Linked DNA regions of Homo sapiens: region 2 is linked to region 1. The links are chromatin loops, found by intact Hi-C in ENCODE. Cell type or tissue: dorsolateral prefrontal cortex. All regions are shown on one strand. Each heading gives the region's core, and the rest is flanking DNA. Links, peaks and the distances in the headings are about the cores only.

Region 1 (5,378 bases), core at 379-5,378:
TCTTCCGCTGGCACGCCACACCTGCTCTCCTCTAATTTTCTAATCTGGTTTTGCATATTTAAAAGGACACACACACACACCAAAAACCCACAACCCGCTCGGTGCAAAACTGCCTCTTGCAACTACCGAAACTTACCAGACGCTGTAGTTATTTTGTCTTAACGAAAGGATAACAACAAAAATTTTATTCTGGATGCTGCTGTGGGGTGACTTTTCTATATTATTCAAATATGTATGTATTATACATATACATGTTTTTCCTTTTTCCCTTTTAATTTTTTTTTTTTTTTTTAAACAAGGAAATCTGCTCGGTCCCCGGCAGCCGCCGCTTCCCCTTTGATGTTTTGGTACGCCGTGCGCATGCGCCTCACATTAGAATTACTGCACTGGGCAGACTAAGTTGGATCTCCTCTCTTCAGTGAAACCCTCAATTCCATCAAAAACTAAAGGGATGTGGAGAGTGCGGAAAAGGGGCTACTTTGGGATTTGGTCCTTCCCCTTAATAATCGCCGCTGTCTGTGCGCAGAGGTAAGTGTGCCCAGCGTTTCTCTTTTCCGTTCTCACTTTGAAGGGTTCTGTCTGCATACCTCTGTGAGCAGGGAAATGTAGTAGGGATCCGATGCTGAAAACGCTATGCCTGCTTCCTTATTGATGCCTGCTTATTGTCATTTCTTTCTTTAGTGTCAATGACCCTAGTAATATGTCGCTGGTTAAAGAGACGGTGGATAGACTCCTGAAAGGCTATGACATTCGTCTGAGACCAGATTTTGGAGGTAATGGGGTTGCCTTGCAAATAAGTCCAGCCACAGCCGAAGCTGTCTTTTGAGCTTTGTGCGCGCTCTCTTCCCTCTCCCTAGTTGTGGGTGCATGTGGTGTCCTGAATGTGTCTCTATTTTACCATATTGAGAAACTGATCAAAACTTAAGCTGGATTATTGCTACCCACCACTTCCGTGGTCTTTCAATGAGACCCTCTTAGTGTGTACTCAAATTTGGTGACTGCTGTCTTTCAGCTTCACTGTTATGAATCCTTTGCTTCCCTGCCTTTGCTTTGTTGAGACACAAACCTCTTAAGTTTAGTTAATGGTGTGCCGAGAGAACCCGGCTTGCGGAAGGCCACCGTTAACATTTTTTAGGACAAGACGTGCAGGCAGTTGGTTGAGAGGTGGCGTTAACCCCCTGTGCCTGCCTACTTTGGAAGAGTTCTTCTGGCCAGGGTTACAGTGGCTCATGTCTGGATATAATCCACTCCTCCCAGCCTCACAGAAATGGGGAGGACTGGGGGATGGGAGGGTAGGGAGAAAATGGGAGGGTTAGAGAAGGTAGGGGAAAGAAGAATCTCTCTCTGGCTGCAGCCCTAGATATGCTGATAGACTCACTTAATATTGCTTCAGACTCTTATGAAGCTCAAAGAGTTAAAACCTGTGCACAGAAGGGGGTGGGAAAGACTGAGGAGGAGGGGGTTTCAGCGCAAAATATAAAAATCCCTTAGACTAGAAGGATTCTTGTGCTTCTGTGAGTTGTGTGCATTCACATGCTGAGACATATGCATATGTAGACAGAGCTGGAATCCCTTGTTCACAGCATACGTGTGTGCATATTCAATACAGCATTTGTTAGAGGAGTGTGTGCCTGCTACCTTTTTTTTTTTTTTTTTTAACAAAAAAAGCAGAGAATTGAAAAATTTGAGATTGAGTAGTGCAGAAGGGTTTTGGGCAGAGTGTCTTATGCTCAGGGATAACTCTTGCTGAGAATGAATGAAGTTCAAAGAAATCACGTGGCTGGCCGTCTTGCTTTGCAGGTCCCCCCGTGGCTGTGGGGATGAACATTGACATTGCCAGCATCGATATGGTTTCTGAAGTCAATATGGTGAGTATTGACATTTATGACTACTTCTTTGCAAACTTTCGTTTGGGGACAGGAAGGAGAAATGAGCCAGCTATTGGGGGTGGGGGTGTGCTTGGCTATGTGTATGAGGTGGGGGTGAGAGCATGGAATTTCACCCTAGAATACCCTGTGTTGAGGTTAGAGAGTTGACTCTTTCTGGTCCCTAAGGATTTTTTCAACCTGGTTCAGATACTTGGAGTAAAATGCATCACACATTCATGTGTAAAACGCAACCACGTGCAGGAGACCCCCTACAGAAGCCTCATCTCCTCAGGCTCAATGAGAAACCCAGTTCATTAAGTGATTTTCTGGATTTGATGTGGGGTCATGGGAAGAAGGGAGAGTTTTGATTTGACATTTAATGGAGAATATAGCCTACAAACAAAACTAATAAAGGCCCTGGAATACTGATGCCCACTCGTTGCTTTCAAAGATCACTGTTTACTGTTAATGGCAAGCCCCCATCCCCCATTCCTGCCCCAACTCCATTGTTTGCTGCTTGCTTTAATCCCTCCTGCCCACCAAAATAAAAATTGGCCATCCTGTTTCTAAAAGGTAGGCTCAGACCCATGTGTCATCCCCGTTCACTTTAGCAATTCATTCACCACATGTCCTAAGCTTGTACAGTTAATTGACAGCAGTACTCCTTAGTGGCTGCCTCCGTGGACTTGGGGCAAGTGTTAAGAGGAAAAAGCCTGTGTTCCCAACTAGGAAACACGTGTTGGGGGGTTTGCTTCAATCGGGAGCTCCCCCTGCTGCCCATATTGGAACACTGCAGACATGCAATGCGATGACAAGCGTCCCAGACGCCCCCACATACTTGGGGGCATTCCTCCAGTGACTTTTCTACTCTGTGTTTTTAAAATCTCATGCTTTGGAGAAGTCCCTCTAGATAGGCCACATTTTAATGTAGAATTCCAGTGTTACTTTCAGTCCTGATAGTACACAGCACGTTTCAGAAGGTTGTGTTTTGGCATAGTTCTGTCTAGAAATTGGATTAATTATTAAATAAAGGGGTATAGTATATAAACTTTTATGCAAAACATTTCTAAGCCACCCCTCAGGACTTGAAAATTAGTTCTCAACATTATATAAATTTCCATATTCCCAGAATTCAAACAAGAAGAAGCTCAGTAACCAACATAGTCCTCATACACTGTCTAAAGATAAGAGATAATCCCGAGATTTCATAAGATTCTGAAGCAAATGAATACTGTGCTTATACCTTATGAGTATGCAAGGGAATTCTGCTATTTCTGAAATGTTTTAATGACATTAATCTTCTCATATTCTAATTTAGAGAAAGTTTTTATCACATGCAATATAAACGCAGACTAAAGATAATATTGGATGTTTCAGAACCAAAAATTTCCCTCACATTATGAAAATCTGTGTGGTTAGAGAATGTTTCTTGGGATAGTATTTAATTTCTCAGATATACAAATATTCACTTTTGGTGAATTTGAAAGGTCTTTTATCAGTTTATATTTTGAGCTTCAGCATAAAAATAAAAGATGTCTTAATGTGGGTACCTTCTTATGTCTCAGGAATGTGAATCTAAATTATGCTGTTTAAAACAAAGTAATATAGAAATCAGGTGTGATTCTGTGCATCCTACACGTGATTGATTCAGACTCCTCTCTTTTGCATTTTGCTTTTTTTATGCTCTTCTCTCAGTCCCAAGTCTTATTTTACCACCACCTCCCTCTTTAGAGCATCACAAAATGAGATTTTGTGAAACATATCAAGAAAAATTTAGAACCCAAAGAGATAATCATGAGATGACTAGAGGTTGCTGCAGTAGGTTAGCTAATAACTTAAAGGTATTATATCCTAACATTGTTTAGAGTGGTAGAATTTTTATTTTTCTTTCCTTTAAGTTCTATTCATTTTTTGCCTACATGCAACATTTTGGAGAGATATCTGAGGTGGAAACAATGCCAAGACCTGCTAGTCAAAATATAGATCCAGTTAAGGCAAGGTGTCATCACTTAAAGCTATTTACTGTTGCTGAAAAATCATGAGATGTTGAAGTGCAAAAATGAATATCAGGTTGTAAATGGGACAACATTGCAACATTAATGATTAGAACCAAGTGTTGAAAATTCCAAGCCAGATTCCTTACTTAGCCTTATGCTACACCCATGGATTTGTCCAGCTAGATTGTCACTTGTTGAAAAATTAACATTTTTTTCAGCTTCCAACCTTAATAACCTAAAATTATCTTCAAAGAAATTTTTTTGTGATGTTTGTTTTATTTTTTAAAGATGATTATTTGTTTTGAAGCAACAGATGGGAAATTCCATCTCTGGTGTCTAAATAACAGATGTTTATGGTGTGTTGTACCCTGTATGTAGGTCTGAGTGTTAGGGCCTTTTGATTAGCTTCAGGTGTGAAAGAATGGTTGATTGGTTACTTAAATGAAACTTCAAAATTGATTTAACAGACACATTTATCCCTCATTATCCTTTGTGGACTGCAGTCTCTGGTAATTGTAACTTTCTCTTATGATATAGCATGTCTTTCTTTGAAGAATGGTAGGGAACCAGACCATTTAAATTGTCATTGACTCATTTGTACTGGACAAATAAATGTCCATGTCAGTGTGATGCTCCTTGTAAATCACAATGATAGAAAGACCCTGAAGTGAATCAGGAGTCTCAGATGCGAGTTCTACTTCTGATGCTTAGTCATCCTGAGGATATTCACAGATAGACTGGGCTCACTTTACTCATTCATTAAAGGGGAGTAATAGTCCCATTTTACCTATCTTGGGTGAATACCAGAATATAGATATACCTTGTTTTATTCTAGCTTGCTTTATTGTGCCTTGCAAACATTGCATTTTTATAAATTGAAGGTTTGTGGCAACCTTGAAATGAGCAAGTCTATAATGAGCCTGTTTCTCTAGTAGCATGTGTTCACTTTGTGTCTCTGTGTCACATTTTGGTAATTATCACAATATTTCAAATTGTTTCATTATTATTATATTTTCTGTGGTGATCAGTGATCAGTGATCTCTGATGTTACTATTGCAATTGTTTGGGGGCACCATGAACTGCACTGAGGTAAGACAGCAAACTTAATGGATAAATGTTGTGTGTGTTCTGACAGTTCCACCAATGGGTCATCCCCCTGTCCGTCTCCCTCTCTGTGAGGTTCCCTATTCCCTGAGACACAACAATATGGAAATTGGGCCAATTCACAGCCCTACAATGAGAGTTGCACATCTCTCACTTTAAATCAAAAGCTAGAAATGATTAAGATCAGTGAGGAAAGTGTGTCAAAAGCTGGGACAGGCAGATAGCTAGGTCTCTTGCTCAAAGCAGCCAAGTTTTGAATGCAAAGGAGGAGTCAATGAAGGAAATTGAAAGTGGTAGTCCAGTGAACACATGAAAGATAAGAAAATGGAAAAGGCTTACTGATGATATGGAGAAAGTTTTAGTGCTCTTGATAGAAGATCAAACTAGTCACAACATTCCCTTAGAGACA
Region 2 (5,378 bases), core at 157-5,156, 1.0 Mb after region 1:
AAGCCTGGCAGAGTGAAAAGGGCAGCGGGTGGGAAATCCAAAAACCTGGATTCTAGTCCTAGTCTGCCATCAGCTCAAAGCCATCTCCCTTCTCTGTAAAACGAAAAGCCTGTCCAGAGAGGATGATCCCTAAGATCTTGTGATTTTACCCGTGACAAGATGCAGAGAGGCCACGCAGCATCAGTGGGGAGCAGACGGTTAAGGAAATCGTGGAGCTGTCACAACGGAACACTCTGCAATCATTACAAATGGTGGTGCTGCTGGGCGCGGTGGCTCACGCCTATAGTCCCAGCACTTTGGAAGGCCAAAGTGGGTGGACCACCTGAGGTCAGGAGGTCGAGACCAGCCTGGCCAACATGGTGAAACTCCGTCTCTACTAAAAATACACAAATTAGCTGGGCGTGGTGGCACTGGCCTATAATCCCAGCTACTTGGGAGGCTGAGGCAGGAGAATCGCCTGAACCCAGGAGGTGGAGGTTGCAGTGAGCTGAGATCGCACCATTGCATTCCAGCCTGGGCAACAAGAGTGAGACTCTGTCTCAAAAAGAACAAAAAAAAAAAAAAAAAATGGTGGTGCTGATACCACCCGACAAAAAAATGAACTTCCATTAAAATAATCTGTAGAGGGGGGAAAATGGTGCTAATCTATATTAATTGAGACTGAAGGCATTTATAATCTCTTGCTAAGTGAGAATGGCAGCAGCAGCATGGAGCAGCCCTTCACCGTCAATCAGGCAGCTGTGGAATGGGAGAGAAAGACCACAGAGAGCTGGAGGGTGGTCCACAAAGGTCTGGAGAGGAAGGGGAATCCAAGCAGAGCCTCATCTCACTCCTGCTGACCTCTCTCCCTCTGTCTTTTGGGACTAACTTCTCTGGGAATGTGAACCCCAGAAACTGGGACTGCCAGAGAAAGGAGGTTTTTATATAGGATTTGTGTTGTGGCTTGTTTTGCTTTGTTTTGGTTTGTTGTCTTCATGATGTTTCATGCCCAAATACATGGAGGTAGAGCCCAAACCACCATCTTTCCCCAGCTTGAGGCAGCAAGAGGAGTACCAAAGGGAGCTTAGGTCCTTAGAGACCTAGTCACCTGGGGGGACACTCTTCGAAAAAGATGGTGGCTTTAGGCAGAAGCTCCACCTCTTGTTGGGGCCTAGCCTCGTAGAGATAGTCCATCATTCTAGAATGATGCGGCAGGAAAAACATTATATATCATCCCTCATTCCCAGAGCAGTCCTGTTTCCACCCTACTTATTCTCAAGCTGACAGGTTCATGAGCTAGTACAATAAGGCTCTGGATTCCAGGATAATGGAGGGTTTAATCTGAGTTTCAGGGAGACACGTAACTCTCACAGATATTCACCAAGTCTCCCATATCAGTCTCATCCTCATCAAAGGCAAAGAGAATACTGACTGTCATGGTGCGATTTGAAAGAACCAACAGTACCTCCTTCACCACCTGCCAAAATTCCACCCTTAGCTCTTCATTCCTTTCTGTTAAAGTATACTCAACTGCTGAAATGAAAAAAAAAAATGTATGAGTCAGGAAAATAAAGCTCCCTCAGTATGAAGAGCCCCCAGAATTAGAAATCACACAAATCACAAATAGGCATCTAAGTGGGCAGTTCTCCAGTCTCAATCATCTTTACCACTTCTCTTCTTTGAATCAGAAGAGTCTTTTCACATCACCATGTTATCCTTTTACAAAGGGGCAATTTAGGCCCAGAGGAGTTTCATTTCTTAAGCAAGGTCACACAGCACATTAAGAACCAACATTGGGGTCCTCTGACTCCTGGGAACATTTTAAAGGACTCTTTAAGGTGAAATTCAACACATTATTTCGTTGTTTTATAAACAGCAGGAACCTCCCCCACCAAAAGTCCTTTTTTATTCTTTCTTTGCTGGCACCAGCATCTATAGTGATTACAGTATGCAGAATGAAATCATCTGAGTGTGTAGACGATGTATCTGAATTCAGACACGCAGAGTTTGGGCTTGGAATTTGACACGTCCCACACCAGTGCAAACCCTATCGGCTTATCTGGGTGTGCCTGCAGACTTCATAGCCCTGGTCTCACGCTTCTCAGTCCTTTGCCTTGGTGTTCCTGCCCTCTAGTGGCAATAAACTTTACTACAGTCACATTCACCAGCAGACAGCAAATCAAACGGAAGTTAGATTTGAGAAGTTATAGCACTTTTCAGGAAGGATAAAGGCAACCCACATCTTTCTCTTTAAAAGCAGACCTCGTTATCATGGGAATGATGTTTAGTCTCACACACAAAAACGCTACTATCTAGTCTTTAGCACGAAACAGATCTTAACTTAGGCATCCAAGGTCCTGGGCTGGAAAATAGATTATATAACTGACTTAGGGAGTCATGGGAATAAGGGGGCTCAGAGAATCTATAGGGCAGGAACAGAAAGACTTAAAGTGGCAAAAGAGAAGGACATTGGCAGATGGTGCCCCCTGTCAACACTGGCATGAATTAATTCAAAGTCCTGCCTTCCCCTTTTCCCAGCTTTGAAGGTTCAGTCCCCTAGTCCCCAACCACACCTCCCTTTGCTCATCTAACTCCTGCTCCTTCTGCCCATATCAGCTCAAGGCTCCTTCCAACTCTGAAAATGAGATGGGCCCTCGTCTTATGCTCTCATGGTATGGGGAAATTTCCAAGCATAAGACTTTTTCACAGTCCTTAGTTTTATGTATCTCTGGTTATTTTCATGTCCACAGTAAATTATATAAGCTCCATGAGCTTAGGCACTGAGCCTCCCTTTATTGACCATTGAATCTGTGCCCCCAAAACAGTGATTAGCACATAGGAGGCCCTCAATTAATGCTGTTCAATTAAATTAATAAAATTGTAAGTGTTGGTTGAATGTGTGACATTTGTTTGCAGACTGAACAAACAGATCTTGTCTCAATGAAGAAAACAGGCAAAGTGTACCTAGGGTCTGTCCACAGGGCTATGCAGAGCCAACTGTGAGCACTTTCCTTGTACAAGCCGAGGGTGGACACTTTCCTTGGACATCACCCCAAATGCTCACCCTCACCCTGGGATGAGTAGCTGAGCAAGGGTCTTCACCGTAATTATACTTTTTGATCATGAGCATCCATAGGCTCAGCTTTTGTTCCTGCAAAGGTAACAGAATCTGCCTGAAAACAGAGGACCGAAGGACAGCAGACAGAAAGGCTTTGAAGACACCAGGAGACCTGACCTTCAGAGCTGCCTCTCTGTGTGACCTTGGATGCTACCTCCCTGCACTGGGTCTCCATGCTTTCATTTGTAAAAGAAGGAGCTTGAGGTATGTAACATCAAAGTCGTGGCGTTCTGCTGTCAGAAACCCCAGCTGAAGCTGGCTTAAAGTAAAAAAATGGAATATATTGCTCATGAAACTGCAAAGCCATGGATTCAGGGTTGCCTCGATCTAAGATATCAAGCAACGTCATCCAAGCCTGGTTTCTCTTCTCCATCCATCAGTTCTGCTTCCCTTTGTGTTCACTCCACTTGTAGGCAAGTTCCTTCTCTGTGAGGGTCTCTGGCAGCTCCAGGCTTTCATCCCCTCAGCAGAAAAATAAAGAGGCTCTCTCTCAGACCCAGAACTGCAGCTCAGCCATACCTTTTGGGCCGTATACTCATTCATGAGCCAGTCACAGTGGTTACGGGAAATTCTTGGCTCCACATGAATCACAGAAACACCACCCAGAGGCCAAGCTCCATGACAGTAATGAGGAAGCACTCTCAGAATGCTGGGGAGGAGGTACTACACACACTGAAACAAAAATGGCACCCCAGAGTCAGTGATCTTTAAAGACTCTTCTAGCTTTTTTTACCTTGCCGTGACTCTGAGATTTGATACCAGGGAAAGGGAAGGGAGAATAAAGCCATAAACACTCTCTAAACTTAGTCCAACCTCAAATCTTTCAAAAAGCCTAAATGCGGAATAACACTCATCATCCATTCTGAAGGGGGAAACGGGGTGACAGCGGCAGCCCTAGAAAGCAAGTGATGACTTTGACCCTCCAGAAGCCACGGGGTCTGAAAACGAATGACATTTTGATAATGCCACTAAAATGAAACATTTCTATTTCACAAAAAGATGGACAGTCAGTGAGATTCATAAAAAAAGAAAAAAAAGAAAACATTATTAAACTTTCCCTTTCACTGCTTCTTTGTATCTCTGGTTGAAATGGAGCAAGATGCAGGTTGCCATGGTGACGGCTGAATTTTAAATAACAGGGCTCAGGCGCACTGGCTGCTGGCTGTACCGCCCCAGGCAGGAAACGGTTGTGGGGAGAGAGACAGAGGCTGAGTGAGAAAGGAAAGAAAGCTGCTGGGCTCATCCCAGGACACTGTCACTTCTCCAACTTGTTTTCCTTGCACTGAGGGAAAGGTCCAAGAATGACGGACTCTCCAGCTTCTTCATAGAATGAGGGAAGGTGGGAGTCCAGATGCATAAGAACAGAACCTCAGAAGTCACCTTGTCCCTCCCCTACCTGATTCTCTCTTGTGACAAATGGATTTCCCCTACACTTACACCCCTTCCCACGAACAACGGGCCCAGCTCACCCAAGTGTTAGATGGGACACTGGAAGCCTGTCCCTAAGAAAAACGTCCCAAGAGTTAGAGACACAAAGGGCAAGAGCCCAAAGGATTTTTAAGTGAAAGAGGAATTTGCGGTTCAAAGCCCAGAAGCTGTCAATTCACATAGCTGTAGCCACATATTCCAGTTCTGCTCCTCTCTCTAGAACCATCCAAGACTGCAATGGAGAGATTCAGGAAGTGGTGAGTTCTCCATGACTGACATGTTCAAGCCCACATCAGCCAGTGAGGAGCTGCCCGACAGGGGGCTGTTCAAATCGTTTCAGGCTTCAGAGAGTCACGGTCCTGCTGGGGCAGCTCAGAGAATCCATGCGGTAGAAGACCAAGTCTTTCACCCTGCACCCTTCTACGTTCCCAGGCCAGGGAAGAGGGAAACCAGAGGCGGAAGCTGGAGGAACCAGCAGCCGGGGAGCCCAGAACTCCACTGTGATGCGTACACGCTTGTGAGGACTGGCTCTGACAGGAGGTGGTCTCTTCTCCACTGCCTTCACTGCTGGTATGTGTGTGTGTATGTGTGGGGGGGGTATGTATGGCAGGCCCAGGCCAGCGCTGTTTCCCTGCTTTCTTAGATCCTTTTCTCAGAACTTTGGAGTTCCTGACTCTGTGTGAGAAGGCACAGGCAGGTGGCCTGGTGGTGTTAACACTGGGCCACTGTCCCTTCTCTTCCCCTGGCTTCACCACACGCCAAGCAGACCCCAAAAAGGACTTGTGTTCTCAGCCTGCCCTGTCCCTTATCTCCTGGCCAAGGTAGCAGGCAGCCAAGGCCACTCTTTGTTTGT

The links. Hi-C counts contacts between places; a loop is a spot of excess contacts. Peaks named below come from ENCODE experiments on the same cell type or tissue, not always from the same donor. Only the 100,000 strongest peaks of a DNase experiment are listed, where the experiment ranks them.
Region 2: it touches region 1 in a loop (2.8-fold over the local background); 10 of 110 quality-filtered maps call a loop at or near these places.

The regions. Positions count from the first base shown.
Region 1 is chr5:161,541,717-161,547,094 of GRCh38, reverse strand. GABRB2 (gamma-aminobutyric acid type A receptor subunit beta2) reads left to right here and starts at 370. Exons shown (of 10, transcript NM_001371727.1): 1 at 370-528; 2 at 682-773; 3 at 1,801-1,868. The coding sequence starts at 452. In dorsolateral prefrontal cortex, for the core only: CTCF peaks have their summits at 2,442 and 2,649 (motif pointing left); DNase peaks (open chromatin) are centred at 814 and 2,624; H3K4me3 peaks cover 3,800 bases; H3K27ac peaks cover 1,640 bases.
Region 2 is chr5:160,505,688-160,511,065 of GRCh38, reverse strand. No RefSeq gene overlaps it. Among named protein-coding and RNA genes, the nearest start is that of MIR146A, 23 kb to the right of the region's middle. RefSeq lists enhancers at 2,163-2,242, 4,830-4,889, 5,371-5,378 and a silencer at 4,208-4,257. In dorsolateral prefrontal cortex, for the core only: CTCF peaks have their summits at 1,906 and 2,110 (motif pointing left); DNase peaks (open chromatin) are centred at 2,075 and 4,245; H3K4me3 peaks cover 1,035 bases; H3K27ac peaks cover 4,693 bases.